2 separate regions of the Mus musculus genome follow, and region 2 is linked to region 1. The links are chromatin contacts, found by Hi-C or POLR2A ChIA-PET in ENCODE. All regions are on one chromosome and are shown on one strand. The core of a region is the stretch at or near the end of the contact, and the rest is flanking DNA. Distances in the headings are between cores, read along the strand shown. Region 1 holds the start of Acads (acyl-Coenzyme A dehydrogenase, short chain). Region 2 holds the start of Mlec (malectin).

Region 1 (2,700 bases), core at 94-2,593:
GGATGGAATCCTGCACCCAGGTCAAATGGATGCTGGGGTTCCAACTCAGGTCATGCTCACATGTGAAGTCTACCCTCTGCACCACCTCTCAGGCTCCAGTGTCTCTCTTTCGTCTTCCATCCGGTTCTGTCTGGTGACCAGGTAGGGAAGACGGATGGATGACCAGAGGATTGGGCAAAGAGTCAGCACGTTATTTGAAAGCCCCCCCCCCCCTTTAAAGGCAGTTCCAGACTTTGGGGGTGGGGGAAGAAATGGACAGATGGGATCATTTGCAGTCTAAACTACCACCCTCTCTTCAGTGTATTGTTTTCTAGGTAGTGGTGGGCTGTGAAGTTCAGTGAGCAGATATGTAGGGTGCATGTAAACCAGGGAGCTAATGACACTGACAGTCTCTGGGACCGAGCGAAGTTGTTCTGAGGGTGCTAGGACTCAACCCTCAACCCTTGGAGTTAATGGGCAGTACCCCTACTCCCAGCAGGGCTCTGCCCCCCCCCCCCCCACGAGGTGCAGAAGACAGTAGCTCTGTTTCACATTCACATCTGAGGGCTGGAGGGAATCTTCCTGCCCAGCATCCCCATGCAATGGGCTAGATACTGAGCCTTCCAGGCTTTTTGTTTTTTGTTTTGTTTTGTTTTAAAGATTTATTTTATTATTTTATGTACATACACTGTAGCTGTCTTCATACACTCCAGAAGAGGGAGTCAGATCTCATTACGGATGGTTGTGAGCCACCATGTGGTTGCTGGGATTTGAACTCTGGACCTTCGGAAGAGCAGTCGGGTGCTCTTACCCACTGAGCCATCTCACCAGCCCCCTTCCAGCCCTTTTGGAATCCACAGACTAGTGTGAGAGATGAATAGTAAATAAATAAGTAAAATAAAAGGCTGGATGTAAAACTGTGGGCTAGGAATGGTAGCATGAAATCCAGGCAAGAGGGCAAAAGCTGCCTGCCTTGTGTGGCCGAGCAAAGATGGTCAGGGAGCCAGGGATTACGCTGACAGCTGACAGGATGCAGAAGTGGGTGGGCAGGAGTAGGTGCTAGCTCTTCTCTTCTCTCCCTAAAACTGAACCCAGCGCCTTATGTCTGCTAGGCAGGGAGGACCTCCTCACGCCCTCTTTAAACTTTCATTTTGAAGATACTGCAAAGTTGCCCAAGCTGGGCTTGAATTTACTCCGTAATACAGGGAGAACCTGCAATTCTGCCTCAGGCTCAGAAGTCGCTGGAATTAAGTTGACTTCCTGGGTGAGGCCCGGACCCTAGGTCGTGAGCCTGTCTCAGGCCTGCCCCTGCGGCCCGGTGGGCGTGGCCCGGGCTCGGCGCCGGCCCCGCCCCTGCAGCCGTGTGGGCGTGGCCCAGGCCCTGCCCCTGCCGTCCGGAACTCCAGAGCTGCTGCAGGAGGTCCTGGAGGTCTGTGCCCATGGCTGCCGCCTTGCTCGCCCGGGCCCGTGGCCCTCTCCGTAGAGGTGAGTGCGGAGCCCCAGGGCGGGTCACAGGGCGGAGATCCTGGCGGCCGGTCCTGCTGTGGCCCCGGGCAGACGAGTGGGCAGCACCCAGTGGCTGCGCGTGGCCTTTGTCCTAGTTTGGTAGCCTCTGGCCGGTGCAAGGCCCAGACTCTGAGGGATCCGGGCTCCTGCTCGGCGCTTTTCCCGCGGGTCCCTCATCGCCAGCTCCCCTTATGCGGCCCTATCCACACCCCTTACGCCATTTCAGTCCTAGCTGAGGTTCTGGGTGAGTTGGTCCTTCATGGCGGGGGGTGGGGGGAGGGGCTTGGCATTTAACTCCGACCTATGACCTTGGACATAACTCTCAACCTCTCTGCATCAAGTGGTCCAAGTGTCAACTGTTTCCATCCTCAGAGCTCTATTAAATCACAGGATGCATCGTGGTTGGCATCTAACGTGTTTTCTTAACGTTAGCATTTACTTTTTTGTTTGTTTGTTTTTGTTTTGTTTTTCGAGACAGGGTTTCTCTGTATAGCCTTGGCTGTCCTGGAACTCACTTTGTAGACCAGCCAGAAATCCGCCTGCCTCTGCCTCCTGAGTGCTGGGATTAAAGGCGTGAGCCACCACGCCCGGCATACTTATTTTTAATAGTGTTTCCTCTCCTGTGCAGCAGCCCTGACACTATGGCCACCGCTTCCTTTGGCTAATCCAGAGTCACATTAACAATTAGATCAGTGTTAAATAAGCCATTAAGTACTTCTTTAATCTTTCCACTGCCGGGAGCTGAGTTCTGTTCTTGTCCACATTTTATAGAACTCCCAGACCCCAGACCCAGTGAAACTTAAAATCCATTTCCGAGGTGTTGTAAATGGGATTATATGGAGGAAGTGTTTAGCGAGCAGTTAAGCATTCAGTTAGCCTGGGCTTTTCTGTAACACTCTGTTGACATTGTATCAATACATTTTTTTTTTTTTCTATTGAGACAGGGGTGGGGGGGTGGGGGGTGGGGGGGTGGAGTGGTGCTCTTTTTTTTTCTTAAAAGTTTATTTTTATTTTTATTTGTATGAGTGCTTTGCCTGCATGTGTGCCTGCATAAGTGTGCCGTGTCCCACAGAGGCCAGAAGAGTGTGTTGGATCCTCTGGACCTTTCATTACAGACAATTAGCCACTCTGTAGCCTGGTTCCTCTGAAAGAGCAACAAGTGCTCTTAACTGCTGAACCATTCCTCCAGACCCTGGGATGAATGAAATCTTGACT
Region 2 (2,700 bases), core at 32-2,531, 39 kb before region 1:
TGGGATTAAAGGCATGTGCCACGACCTCCTGGCCTTTGGGCCCCCACATCCTTAGCAGCCTTAAGGGGACTGGGGGTAAAAAAACCCATGTTCTCTGCCAAAGCAGCTAGCGCTCTAGACACCGAGCCATCTTTCCAGCCTCCTATTTATTGTTATAGAGACAGGATCGCACTCTTGGAGCTCAAGCTGGCCTTTTAAAACTCCCGGTAATCATCCTGCTTTAACCTCTGAGAATACAGGCACGCGTCACCTGGCGTCAGCGCGCCCAGAGTTGTTTTATGTTCCTTTTTCTGAACCTCAAAAATCAAATTCAACCGGGCTTTCCATGTTTTGTCCGCATTATCTGTATGGACAGGATAAGTACTTATGGAACAAATGATTCCACTTCCCCCGCTTGGCTGGGTCGGAAAAATGGGAGTTGAGGCAGATACCCAAGGGCATGGACAATAACGCAGAAGAGCGCTGTGTGAAATGCCAAAGCAGGGAGCTCGGGTCGTGCCAGTGGTCCCCAGCAGGAGGAGGAGGAGGAAGCCCCTAGCTCCACTTAGGTTTCCAGGCCCGCCAGGGACCGTCGCCATGGAGACGCAGGCACCCTGGAGCCCCCTCCCCCTAACAGCCACGCGTTTCCGCTGCGTTGGAGCATTCTGATTGGACGGCCTCCTGGACGCTACCACACACCAAGCGCCTGCTAAGGGGTGACGGTGGGGACCGTATCCTCGCGGGACTCGCGTGTCCCGCCACCTGTTCACATGGCATCCAAGGGAGAGACGGGCCCCGATGCTCCACCCGGGGACAAACCATCGCTCGGCTTGCAAGAGCCTGGGCTCTTGCTTTCTGAGTTGAAGGAGGAGGGATGGAAAAGGCGGCAACGCCCCCTTCTGAGCTGACTCGGTCCCCAGCTCTAGAGCACCGGAAGTGTTGGCGACGTGTCAGTGCGCCCTTCTCTAAACCTTCCCCGGCCCAGGCCACCTTTCCCAGTCGACTGTGGGATTCCGGGGCGGCCTGGGCGCTGCACCCGCCACTTCCGCATGGAACCGCCGCTTCAACCGAACTCCCTCCCTGGGCGCGCGCTCCTTCTCGTGCCCCGTGGTTGGGCCGGAGCCTAGGCGCGGCCACTCCCCTCCCCGGACGCACCAGCCAATGGCGCGGCCGCTCTCGGCGGGGTGGTGGGTAATTCATGAGGGCCTCCCTCTGATTGGCTGAGGCGCTCCGGGCTGAGGGCTGGGCGTCGGGGTAGGTTGCTCCCGAGGTGGGAGGCGGCGCCCCAAGGCCGAGGAGGTGGAGGAGGAGGAGGAGGAGGCCCTGAGAGCGACATGTCCCGGGTTGCCGAGGCAGAACGGTCCGCTGCGCTGTTCTCCTGAGTTGGGGGCGGCCGGCCGAGGACGAGGGTCGGCAGGGGCTGCCCCCGCCGTGGTGGCCGCCATGCTGAGGCCCCGGGGAGCCGAGGGAACCGCTGTGGCGCTTCTCCGGCTGCTTCTGTTGCTGCTGCTGCTGGGACCGAAGCTCCGGGGTCCGGGGCTCGGCGTGGTCGGCGCCGCCGGGGCCGGACTGCCGGAGAGCGTCATCTGGGCAGTGAACGCAGGCGGCGAGGCGCATGTGGACGTGCACGGGATCCACTTCCGCAAGGACCCTCTGGAAGGCCGGGTGGGCCGAGGTGAGAGCCCCTCCGGCCGAGCCTGGGGGGGTCCGCAGCCTGGGAGCAGGGCGCAGCTGCGGGCCTCGAACCCCTTCCTCTCCAGCCGGGAGACCACAGCCTTGGAACGAAGTTTCTCTCTGCAGTGAACCTACCCCCAGCCCCCCAACCCCCCACCCTCCAGGGACCTGGCCAGGACCCAGGGCCTAGCCCTGACTGGAAGCTTCCAAGAGCCATCGAGGCATAGAGTTGGCGAGAAGTTTATATTTAGACCCTTTCTCATTTTACCTTGCCCCAGCCCCTCATCCCACCCAAGCTGGGAATGTAAAAGGCAAGGGTGGCCTTTTGCCTGGCGCCTGGAGGCCTCGCAGGTTGGAGGTCATCGACTCCGCTGCTCTGCCATCCATCGCGACGGTTTCCAGGAGATGCTTTGCCCACCCTACAGATCACCCGCCGTTTTCCGTGCCCCTTCCAAGCCCGGGACTGAGGCTTGATTCTTCGCCAGAACGGCAGGGAGTCTTCGAAGGGGGAATAGTACGGGAAAGTTTGACTGTGGCACCCCTCCCCTCCCCTCCTTTGGAATTTGTATGCTTAAAAGTCAAAGCCACCCGACGGGTGTCGGTATATCGCAGCCCATCCTGCCTATGAGGTCAACCTGTGTAAGGTTTGAGTGTGACCCCCGGGTGATCGTAAGACGTTTGATCCCAGCTTAGGGGGAAAGTGGGTTTTACAGAGTTTCACAGTTCACAACGGCCAAATGAGAATTTTGAGGGCAGATGGTTAAAAATACAGGTTCACAACGGCCAAATGAGAATTTTTGAGAACAGATGGTTAAAAATACAGGTTCCTGGGCAGTCTCTAGACACAGTAGACAAACTTTTTTTTTTTTTTTTAACTTAACTAGCTGGGACTCGGGTCTCTGCCCTAGGCACTTCTGTTATAGGTTACCTTACCCCCCCCCCCCCCAATTCATTCTTTGGAGAAAACCGCTCTAGATTCTTCCATAAGTAGGATTGAAAAACAGGTTTAGAAGGAAAGTCGGGGACTGAAGAGCTGGCTCGGTGGTT

Evidence for each region. A loop is a pair of places that touch in the nucleus more often than their neighbours do. ChIA-PET counts read pairs that join two places held with the same protein, here RNA polymerase II (POLR2A).
Region 2: POLR2A ChIA-PET joins it to region 1 with 73 read pairs in Patski. The contact joins the promoter of Mlec here to the promoter of Acads in region 1. A Hi-C loop is called at or near these places in 21 of 37 maps with a recorded cell type or tissue (CH12.LX, T-helper 17 cell, T-helper 2 cell and 7 more). POLR2A ChIA-PET finds 5 or more read pairs at or near these places in 4 of 5 experiments (Patski and embryonic stem cell).

The regions. Positions count from the first base shown.
Region 1 is chr5:115,117,989-115,120,688 of GRCm38, reverse strand. It overlaps Acads (acyl-Coenzyme A dehydrogenase, short chain), which reads left to right and starts at 1,343. Exons shown (of 10, transcript NM_007383.3): 1 at 1,343-1,464. The coding sequence starts at 1,419.
Region 2 is chr5:115,156,757-115,159,456 of GRCm38, reverse strand. It overlaps Mlec (malectin), which reads left to right and starts at 1,281. Exons shown (of 5, transcript NM_175403.3): 1 at 1,281-1,654. The coding sequence starts at 1,423.